2 separate regions of the Homo sapiens genome follow, and region 2 is linked to region 1. Evidence: chromatin contacts called from ENCODE Hi-C or POLR2A ChIA-PET data. All regions are on one chromosome and are shown on one strand. The core of a region is the stretch at or near the end of the contact, and the rest is flanking DNA. Distances in the headings are between cores, read along the strand shown.

Region 1 (5,748 bases), core at 902-3,401:
GATCCAGGAATCCCACTTCTAGGTATATAGCTAAAAGAATTGAAAGTAAGGCCTCAAAGAAATATTCAGACAACCATGTTCACAGCAGCATTATTCATAGTAGCCAAAACGTGGAAGTCAAAATGTCCATCCATAGATGATAAGTGAAATGTGATATTATACACATGATAGAATAGTATTTGGCCTTTAAAAGGAAGGAAATTATGACATACGTTACATCATGGATGAACCTTGAGGACATTCTGCTAAATGAAATATACTAGTCACAGAAAGACATTATTGTATGATTCCACTTATAAGAGGTACCTAGAGTAGTCAAGATTATTGAGACTGACAGAGTGGCTGTTGCCAAGGGCTGTGGGGAGAGGGAATAGGAAGGTACTGTTTAATGGGTATTGAGTTTCAGGGTTGTAAGGTGAAAAGAGGCATGGAGATGGAGAGGGGTGATGGATGGACATTATGAATGCATTTAATACCACTGAACTGTACACTTAAAAACGGTTAAGATGGCACGTTTTATATTATGTGTATTTTACCACAATAACAAATTCCGAAAAAAAAAAGGGGGAGTGAATAACCATAGAGTATGGTAGGTGAATTCATAGAGACATCATTAGGCAGTTATAAAATGGCTGATCTAAGTCAGGGCTTTTTTCTTTCTTTTTTTTTTTTTTTTTGAGACAGAGTCTAGCTCTATTGCCCCAGGCTGGAGTGCAGTGGGACGATCTCGGCTCACTGCAACCTCTGCCTCCTGGGTTCAAGCGATTCTCCTGCCTTAGCCTCCTGAGTAGCTGGGATTACAGGTGCCCGCCACCGTGTCCGGATAATTTTTGTATTTTTAGTAAAGATGGGGTATCATCAAATTGGTCAGGCTGGTCTCGAATTCCTGACCTCAGGTGATCCACCTGCCTCGGCCTCCCAAAGTGCTGGGGTTACAGGCATGAGCCACTGCACCTAGCCAGTCAGGGCACTTTTAAAAGCAAAGGTCCTATTCAAATGTAAGGTTTCCTTATATGCAAAGAGGTTACACGAAGCTGCAGCAGTTAGATTAAGAGCCAACACATCCTTCTCTGCCCCTGGGACACATGAGCATTAACAAACTCCACAACTTTTCCTTTATCACACAGAATGAATCCTGTTATGCTTCAAGACCTGGGTGAAGTTGTCTTGCTCCATGAAGCCTTGCTTGATCGTGGAAACCAGTGACGATCTTTCTCTGACCGGCCAGAGAACCGCCAGCTCATCTACACAGACACACGCCACCACACACATACACCCGTGCATTCCTTCACAAGAGAGTAGAGCTTACCCCTCAACTAGTTTGACCAAAGGTCCTGCCATAAAAGTCTTGTCACATCTTGCAGTGATTTGCACACCATAGGTGCTCACTAAAGATGTGTTAATTGGCTGATTAGAATAAATGGCATTGCTGTCCAGCCCACTATCAAGCAAAGATGGTCTTCAGAAGTAAAGAGATGGACTTCCCTGGAGTCTGATTCTATTAATAACTGATTCTGCCAACACTAAGCCTGTAACCTCTACCACGGATCTCATTTCTCTAAAATCCATTGCAAATTACTGAGGCTATCTCTGCTTGTAATCTGTTACTGGCGAGCATATTGATTCCCAGGTGGCTGCCTGACCCACAAACCAACTCATTGTGTTGAGCATCTCAATCTCTTCTCGAAAAGCACTCACCAAACCTGCTCACACACTCTCCAACTCCTTCGGAGTAGTAGTGGTGCCTCAGGTAGACAGTATGGTCTAGCAGGAAAGAGACCCATCCTCAACGGCTCTGTCAGCTCGTTTAGATTTAATCTGACATAGCTGTCTCTTTAGAACAAAATCTACCAATGGCCTAATTTTTACTTCGTTTTTTTTTTTTTTTTTTTTTTGGTTTAGTGTTTCTGTTCTTCAGAGTTGAGTTCCTTGAAATGACACTTTTGCTCCTACGTTGTTAACACTCCTTTTCTCACTTCTCCCCGTGCTCACACAGATGATTCAAACGCATTTGAAAAACGTCTCCCGTTGCTTTGTAAGGATGTTTCCATGCTGCATTTTCCCTAGGGCAGCAAGGGAGATTGGCTAAGGGAGATTCTCTAGTTCACCCTTTGTTTCCTTTGCAGCAAAGCCCTCCAGAATTTGGCTTCCCAGGCCTGGCAGGAAATGCCAAAGGGTGGGGGATGGGTAGAATTGTGTAGAGATGAAATTTTTAAAGAGGAAAAATCATGAAATTATTCAAGACAGGTTTTGTGGGATCCTGTTGGAGAGAATGGTTTCAACAATGGGGGTCATAAATACAAATGCACAGACTCTAAAAATCTGGGAATTTCATTTCCTGTAACTTCCAGAAAAAAAAAACAAAACTACCTCTCAGTGGTTCTCCTATCCCTTGTAGTCAATGCCTGAATGGGAACCTGGGAACTGGGAGAGGCAATTCCAAAAGTCACTTCCCCCACAAACCCTGACCAAGCCCCTAAGTTTTAGAGCCTAGCAGTCCAATAAGGAGGGCTCACAGCATTACCTCCCTCCTCTACCGATAGGCATCTGATCTTGTAGATGCAGGAATCTGTCTCCTTATTTTCCAAATACCCTCCCTTTCTCCTCTTCCTTCTTTGCTCTGGTTTAGCCATTATCATTTCCTTGGAAGAAGTAGGAGATAGCATTGGTTGGGAGTTCAAGCATTGGAAAAATAATACAAATGAGATTTGGAAATAATTTCTAGGTTTCAGCAGCCATGTCTTTACCCCTACCCTCTTGCAAATGCCACCCATGCTTCCAGGTCCAGGGTAGGTTCTACCTCCATCAGGAAACCTTCCTGACTGCCTCCTTGCATGTCTATCTCTCTACTAGGCAGTAATTGGCATGAGTTCAGAGTTGGTATCTTTTAGCTTTGTAGCCCTAGAATCTAGCACAGTGTCTAGCACATAGATGCTTAACAATAAAGACTTGTAATTGAAACAATTATAGGCCATAATTTTTTTATAGCAAGAAACAACTGTGGATGTATAAAAAATTTTTTTTCTCATATGCAAGAAAATATTAAACACTACTGACAATGTTACCCACTTAAAAGTCTTCTAGAATTTTTAAATATAAAAATTTTGGTCTTTCATTCACATCAACAGATACAGTTTTTTGTGACTATGCCAATTTTGATAAGCTGATAAGCACCCTACCTTTATAAAATAAGAATTATGTCCAGGGATTTTTAGTTGTAAGAGGGAGGACCTGGGACGAATGTGGCTACTTGATCTTGACTGGAATTAGAAGTTCTTTATTCCTCTTTCTGTACTTTATATTTTGACAGTAAATTAAATCAAGTTTGGTAGAATTCCCTACATGGTTCAGGTTACTCTTGCATCCCAAAGACACACTGGTTTGAATTTGACTGAAATTAAAACCACTGGCTTAATTTGTTGTTCTGTCTGCTTTTTCTCACTAGCCCTGGAAAGCTGGAGCCATTTTATTTGCTTTTTGCCTTTCTAGATCCCATGGAGCGGATGGAGCACATGAGCCAAGGGTAGGCGGGCTCAGTAAAGAAAAGCCCAAATCTCTCTTCAGCTGTAAGTTGGCCCTTCACTGGGCTGCACTGACCAGACCTGAACCTGACTATGTCATCATGACTGATGCCAATGGGTTCATATGACCATTGCCATTGGTCACCGTATTAGATATGGTGACATCACTTTACACACTTCTGAGTCTTTCCAGGCAACTTGTATGTAGTGTGCAGTCTGAAGCAATGTCTAATCTCTCAGAAGAAGTTCTCAAAGGAATGTTTCCAAAAGGACCATTTTTTTCCGATATATTGAAAAATAAAGGCTCACCTAAAAATAATTAAACTCGACTTAATATTATTGCTGTTCTGTATGTCATAATTAAACAAGCATGAAAGAAATCTTAATAGGATTGCAATCGGGTCTTTGTGTTCCTGAATGTTGTATCAGAGTCTTAGTGGAAACCAGGTTTAAGGTGGCTCAGAGGAACTGTCCTTTGTTTTCAGGAAAAGTGAAACTCAATCAAGACTGAATTCTGTGGCTACCAAACCCAGCTGCTATTCCCAAATCCTGTCCAAATCCTCTCTACCTTTCAAAGCCTGGCTTGATCGCACTTCTTCCACTAGATCGTAGGGAAGACCCCCTCCCCTGAGTCTTCTTGGTTTGAATACTCCCATCTAGAACATAACTATTCAATGCTGTTTGCTACTCCCTCTTAGCTTGTGGAATTTAGAATAACCTCCCAATCTATTATCAGTGAATCCTTCCACGTGAGAACTGTCTTCCTTTGGTTAATAACCCCAGCATCTACCTCAGAGTCAGGTGAATAATAGCTACTCTTTAAAACTATGATAAACTGTTGGTTTGTCATAGGGAAAGTCACATTTTTAAAAAGTTAAGTTGAAGGTTTATAAGCTGATTCTTCATCAGGTTCCTTTCATAAGTAAGTTAAGATCCTTCTATGAGGTTAAAATATGATTCAGTTTAGAAAAATTCAGTGAATATGCATCTGTTACATAAAGCTAAGTATTCTATGAAACTGAGGTGGCATGAGAGAGTTGGTGCAAAGCTGCTCCTGTGACTGTGGCTGCCTGACAGTGGCCTGAGAAAAGATAGTAAATATCTGAACTACAGAGGAAGCTCCTTCTCTGCCCATCCTCACCCTACAGCCATCCATGACAACATCCATGTTAGCTTGATCACTGTTCTGCCATAAAAGAAATCCCTGGTGTTATTCAACACCATTTTGTGCTCCAAAAGCTGCCATATGATGAGGAATCCTTAGCCTTGTTATTCTACAACGCACAAAGGAGAACACTGCTGACATTGAAGACATCCATTCCCACTCCCTCACTCATTCACCAAGCTGACCTTCAACGTGGCTTCCCATGATCCACCACGTACAGGGGCTCCATAGAGCCCTCACAACTAAACTGGACCCCTCCTAGGATGTTGGGCTTCTTGATAATGGTGTAAAGAAAACTTGCCAGAGTGGCTCCCTGCCTGGAAAGCCACCTCAGATAGTGAGAGGGAGGGCTACCTGCTGGGGACAGGGGGAAGTGGGAGGGTTCCTCCAACAGAAGGGACCCTGTGCTGGATCAGGCACAAGAAACTAGCAATGTGAATCAGAGCAAGGCCCCACTACCTTGGGAGTCCCTGAGACTAGATGAGATGCCAGGTCTGACTCTGCCAAGATGGAGTGCCTATGAGCAAAATAGTTTTACTTCTCTGAAACCCAATTTTCTCACTGGTACCAAAAGGAAAGAAAAGAAAAAAAAAAAGGAAAAGAAAAGAAAGGAAAAGAGAGAGAGATAAAGAAAGATAAGGTGACTTTGAAAAAATCTTCCAAGTCTTTGATTCTGTCCGTGGGTACCTGTCAAGTGTGAGGCCCTGTGATAGGCACCATGGAAAATACAAAATATGATACATTTCTCATGAATCTAAAATTATGCTCTAGTGGAAAAAAGAAGAAAGTTAACTCCATCACTGAGTCTCTATTATTCAGGATTCTGTACACACACAAACCCATAAATATTAGGCATTACACAACACACATGAAAAATGAGAAGAGTTAGTAATTCTTATACTTGTGCAGAAAAAGGGATAGATTCCTATTAAATAGTGGTCTCTGAGGAAAGTTTCGTAGACAAAGAAATATGTGTCCATCTTGAAAGATAAGCAGAATGATTTCCAGATTTTCAGACGATATTTCTTATTCTCCTGAGAGATCAGAAGGATAGGAAAAATT
Region 2 (5,364 bases), core at 2,465-4,964, 260 kb before region 1:
CACCAGCATGGCACATGTATACATATGTAACTAACCTGCACGTTGTGCACATGTACCCTAAAACTTAAAGCGTAATAATAATCAAATAAAAAAAATTTAAAAAAAAGAAAAAAAAAAGAAATTTTAATGACATGGAAAATTTTTGTTATAAAGGTCATTAAAAGAAGAACAGAAAATTGTATATACATATTTTAAATATATGTTTAAAATGAATTTTAAAACTAGGAATGCACACACTTAAATGCTAGCAATGATTTATCTTGGGCATGGGATTATATGTGATTTTTATTTTCTTCCATACACTTTTATATTCTTTTATATGCCATATCTATAATGACTATCAATACTTCATGAGCTTATTAAAAAAACAGAAAAAAGAACAATAGAGAAACGGTCTGAGAAGAAATGAACTTCTATATCGGAGAATGGAGCTAAGGACAGTTATCAAGATCGTTGAGAACATTAGATGATGAATGTGACCAGCACAGTGCCTGGCACATAACAGATGCTCAAATAAATGCAGGTTTGTTTCTCCCTCCCTCTTCTTTCCCGCACACATCTTTCTTGCTCTGAACCCTATGTGCCATTGACAGTCTGTCTCACTCTCCTTTACTCGAGTAACATTTCTCTTCCCAGCAGGTCTGTTGGCCCAGGAGGACTGAGCTAGCTCCTTCCTTCAGGGCATGGTGCCAGCTGGAGCTCAGGCAGCCTTGCTGACTAGTGATGGAGGAATAGGGACGACCCCTCCTTCCCTTCACCCTGACAACCCATATTCAGGGTTTCTTCTCAGGATGACATCTAGGGAGGTAAAGTTTGCACAGAGTGAAGGAGTGAGAGGGAGTTTCCTTGTAAATGGTTTTTTTCTCCTCTTTCTATCCCCCCAGTCTAGAGCTGGCAGAACATCCAGGGAAAGAAGGTAGGGAGATGGCTCCAAGGAAGGTTCCTATGCCAAGCATTTTGCCTTCACTGGTAACTGGCATCCCACCACTAAAGCTGAATGTTCTTTCTAGATACCTTTCACAATGCAGATTCCCTTTGGAGGACAAATATATTAATATGTACGTATTGATATGTATATATTTATCAGCTCCCCTTCAGAAGGCAAGTATGTGAGAGCCCCTGCATAAGGGAACTGAACAGGGAACTACTGAGAATGGCCATACCTGCAGATGGGGGTCTGGAATCTTCCATTAGTAAACCCATATTGAGGCTCCTACCCTGTGCCAGGCACTACTATATCACAGAAGATGCAGACCAATATGAGGCAAGGTCTGGTCCTCAGGTTTCTTACTCTGTAAATGGAGAACTAAGACAGACTTGTGAAAAATAACAGCAAAAACATATGGTAGCATAGAACTGCAGGACTGAAGGGACCTTAAAAGTTTTCAAGATTGACCATCCAATTGGTTATCAAATAACTGTTGTAGAGGTATATGCACAAAGGACACAGAGCTCAGACATGGCTTGAGCCAGGACTGTCTGGGAGTGCAGAAGGATTGTTAGGGCTGGACTGCCACAGAGGATTGGGAAAGGCTTTCAGGACGGGTAAAGCACAGAGCTGGGACATTTGAGGGACAGTGTGTAGACTGTTGGAAGGAGGCTGGTGAAGGGGAGAAGTAGGGAAAAGTACACACAAGAGAGTTGGGGTCAGTTTGCAAAGGACTAAGAATGCCAGGTTTGAGTGTCCAGACTTTGTCCTTTGGACAATGAGAGGCATCTGCTGCACATTTCCAAACAAAGAGGTGACTTTGAAAAGAGGTATCTGAAGGTGATTCTAAACATTGGCAGGAGACAGTAGGAACTGGTAGGGACTGGAGACAAGGTGGTGAGTCAGAGACATTCATGCCATCCAGATGAGATGCCAGGGGCATGGATTAGGACTGTGGAGGTGGGAATGGGAAGAAAAGGACCAGTGGCGAAGGACTTTCAAGGAAAGACTGGGCAGGCCTTGGGGGCTGAGTGGTGGCCAATCCACCAGCCCAGCACACTCTTTGTGTACCTTGATCTCAGCAGCTGAGGCGCCACTGCCCCAGGAGTGCTCAGAGTCCCTGGGGGAGGGAGAGGAAGCACATTTCTGACCAGAGTTTCCAGGAGTTGTGCACCAGTACAGACTGGCACCCAGGGCAAGGGTGGGGTCAGGGAGAGGGGCGGCTCCTCCTATTCTCTTGGATAACAATGCCCCCGAGCCTGCCATTTTCTGTGGTTAAAAGGAGGGCCTTTCTCCCCGCCAGTCCCTCACCCACAGGAAATCCTTGTCCCGGGAGTTCACAGCTGTGAATACAGTCTGTTAAATAGCTCAAGACAGGCCAGGTGCTGCCTGGTGCAGGCCTCCGGGGCCCTCTCAGGGGCCCTGAGCAACCAAGCACTGCCCATTCAGTCACCTGGCATGTCTTTCTTGAGGACTTACTTTGCACGAGGCAGGTGCTGGATGCTGAGGACACAGAGGTGAGGGAGATAGAACCACTACATCCAGTGGGACCACAGACAAGTCAATGCATAGCTGCAATGTAGCCAGACACTTGCCGGTTGAGGTCTGTGCCAGGTGTCAAACAAGCAGAGGATGGGGCTGGAATGTTCAGAGGGAAATGAAAAAAGTCTTCACAGAGGGTGATGTTGAACAGAGTCTTAAAGGGAGAGTAAGGGCTTCTCGGGTAAATGCAGGTAGGAGCAAAGTACATTTATTACATTCCAGGAGATGCTCTGAGCCAAGGCCTAAATAAAGCATCATGGTGCACCTAGAGAACCAGAAGTCACGGGTCAAGCTTCAGGGGAGAAAGTAGAAACGGGTGGGAAATGGAACTGGAGTGATACACGAGGTCCAGATAATGAGGATACCTGTGGGTGTCCCAAGGTGTATAAATTTTATCCTGCAGATCATAGTAGCCATTGGAGCTCAGATGTGGCCACTCACTGTGGGCCCTGCCTTAGGGAAATTTTACATTTTTTCCTCTAGGGGAGCTTAGAGAGTCCAGATGAGGCTCAAGTGTCTGAGGGAGGAAACCATCTCTGCATAAATCACATTCTACCAGGCAGGCTCCCATATCAGGGTTTTTCATGCTCTGTTTCTTCTACCTAGAATGCTCTTCCCCCAGAGACCTAATTTGGCAACTCTCTCCCCACTCCCCCCTCTATTATTAATTTCCCCGACCCTGCTGTCCTCTTTCTTTTTTTCTTTCCATAGCACTTAACATCTACAGTAGAATATGCTCACTTCTTATGTCTATTACTCATTGTGTCTGCTGGAATGTGACTCCAGGGGAGCAAAGACCTTTATATATTTTGTTCCCCAGCTGTTTCCCCTACACCTACAACTGTGCCTGGCACAGGTAGAGGCTCAATGACTATCTGTGGAACAAATGAATGAAGGAAGAAACCGTCTTTGTAATTCCAGTGCCCAGCACAGAGCTGTAAGACGTATGCATGTGTGCAAGAAATGCTACCATCATTAGGGCACCAACAAATGAGTGCCCTCGGGCTTCCCTGCAAACCCCAAGGCCTAGTTGGGCCCCCCAGAGTGGCGCGGGTTCCCCTTACTCCCTGCCGCCCAGCGGGGCACTTGGCACGGCCTGGGGCGAACGTGCCACTCGGAGAATAAAGCGCTTCCTCCGCAGGGCGGCCCTGCCAGGCTGCCGGGGTCTTGCGTCCCGGAAACGCCTCCCCCCAGCCAGCCAGGGGAAGCCTGGGCGGAGCTTTCTAGGAAGCAGCCCTAGCCTGCCTGGCCTTCTCCCGCCTGGAGGAGAGAGAGCTTGAGGTCACAAGGCCCTACTGGCTGCTGGGCACGAGCCCAGGGAGCGGGTCACCTCATTGCTGAGTGACAGGTCTCTCCTGGACCCCAAAGTCCCTCTAAACAGGGCCCCAAGCACTGAAAATATCCCAGTGTCCCAGTACCTATTCATAATTTTATAATTACATTATATTTATTTATATAAAAAGAAAGAGACACAAACAGATATGTAAGAGTAGGATTGGGGCAAGAATACAAGGACACTTAGCTCTATCTGAAATGTTTATTTATTGCAAAATAAAGTGATTAGAAGCAAATGGGAGAAAGAAGGCTTGTTTTAGGTGGTGAAAATATGGATGCTGGTTATATTGTTCTTTTCACTTTTCTGTAACTTTAAAACACTTCAAGGAAAAATAAAGGAAACATAAGGAAGAACAACAAGATTCATATATTTTTTTCTGTGATGACTACTTGGAGCTTTGCTGAATTAATGAATACCCTGGATCCAGCCTTGGTGTTGCTGTATAACTAGTCAGTAGACCAAGGCACCATGGCAGTGTGGTGGGGCAGAGCTTTGCAGAATGAGGGGTCAGGGAGCATGGATGGGGTGGGAGTGGGGACAAAGGCACTTTATAAGTGTCTCTCAAGGCTTACCATGCAGAGAGCCACTTGCTCTTCCCACATAAAGGGTCTGCCTTTCTTCCTTGGCCTCCTGCATGTTTTATTTTTTGCCTCTGACCTAGACCTCAATTGTTGCCACATGAATTAGATGGTGGAGAAGTTGGATGAACAGAAAAGAAGAAAACTTGAGAGGTGGTCTCTGGCAGTAGTGGTTCAGCCAATGTCACCTCCTGGTAATTTGGGTCTCTACCTGTCACTACAATCTCCGAGTGCAGGACTTTTGAGAATGCTCATAGACTCATAAGATACAGTGAAGCCCAGCATACCTCTGCCCCCAGGCCATCGCTAAGTAGCACCTTCCAGATCCCAGGAAAACACATGAAGATTTGTCAGATTGCTGTTTATCCAGAATTCAATGAAAGTACAAACCATAGGAATTTTTGCCTGCTTTTGAGAGGAGACAAAGGAGCAAATTTTCTTTCTTTTTTATAATGTTCAGGGCATCTCATAAGGTTGGTGTAGACTCAGCCCCATCTCTTTAACCTCCATGAAATTAAGGACTCGTGGGTGGTATCCTAGCCAGTCCTGCTGCTGTAACAAAATACCCTAGACTCGGTGGTTTAAGTCAAAGACATTTATTTCTCACAGTTCTGGAGGCTGGGAAGCTCTGGTATCTCATCCTCTTTTTATAAGGGCACTAACCTCATCATGGACACTCCACCCACATGACCTCATCGAAACCTCATCACCTCCCAAAGGTCCTGCTCCTTAACACCATCACATTGAGGGTTACGGCTTCAACATATACATTTTGGGGGAATACAGTCCATAACAGGTGGGAATGTCTTGGAAACCAGCCCTCATGGGAGACATAAACACTCCCTCTATGCATCCTGGCTGATGCATATACAGTCTTTCTTTGAATGTCCCCAAGGCAGCCAGCTCCCTCCCTCCATGTATTGGACATGGTTCTGCTCCCTGGGAGAGACCAAATTTGTCTGGCCCTTCCTGTATTTGTA

What was found. A loop is a pair of places that touch in the nucleus more often than their neighbours do. ChIA-PET counts read pairs that join two places held with the same protein, here RNA polymerase II (POLR2A). Pooled maps may share reads with other maps.
Region 2: a loop to region 1 is called in a map of endothelial cell of umbilical vein, with 6 times the contacts of the local background. The contact joins two enhancer-like sites. A Hi-C loop is called at or near these places in 2 of 168 maps with a recorded cell type or tissue (endothelial cell of umbilical vein and heart left ventricle) and 2 of 50 pooled maps. POLR2A ChIA-PET finds 5 or more read pairs at or near these places in 3 of 52 experiments (PC-9, activated B cell and activated T-cell).

What each region holds. Positions count from the first base shown.
Region 1 is chr2:46,011,839-46,017,586 of GRCh38, reverse strand. All of the region lies in intron 10 of PRKCE (protein kinase C epsilon), which reads right to left. Among named protein-coding and RNA genes, the nearest start is that of EPAS1, 280 kb to the left of the region's middle. RefSeq lists an enhancer at 1,736-2,374. Within about 2 kb of position 2,151, at least 3 of the 41 ENCODE cell types and tissues checked have a DNase peak (open chromatin) inside an H3K27ac peak, as active enhancers do; they include endothelial cell of umbilical vein, where a contact is called at or near this core.
Region 2 is chr2:46,274,466-46,279,829 of GRCh38, reverse strand. The region is part of intron 2 of LOC101926974 (a long non-coding RNA gene); the gene reads right to left. Among named protein-coding and RNA genes, the nearest start is that of EPAS1, 20 kb to the left of the region's middle. Within about 2 kb of position 3,714, at least 16 of the 41 ENCODE cell types and tissues checked have a DNase peak (open chromatin) inside an H3K27ac peak, as active enhancers do; they include endothelial cell of umbilical vein, where a contact is called at or near this core.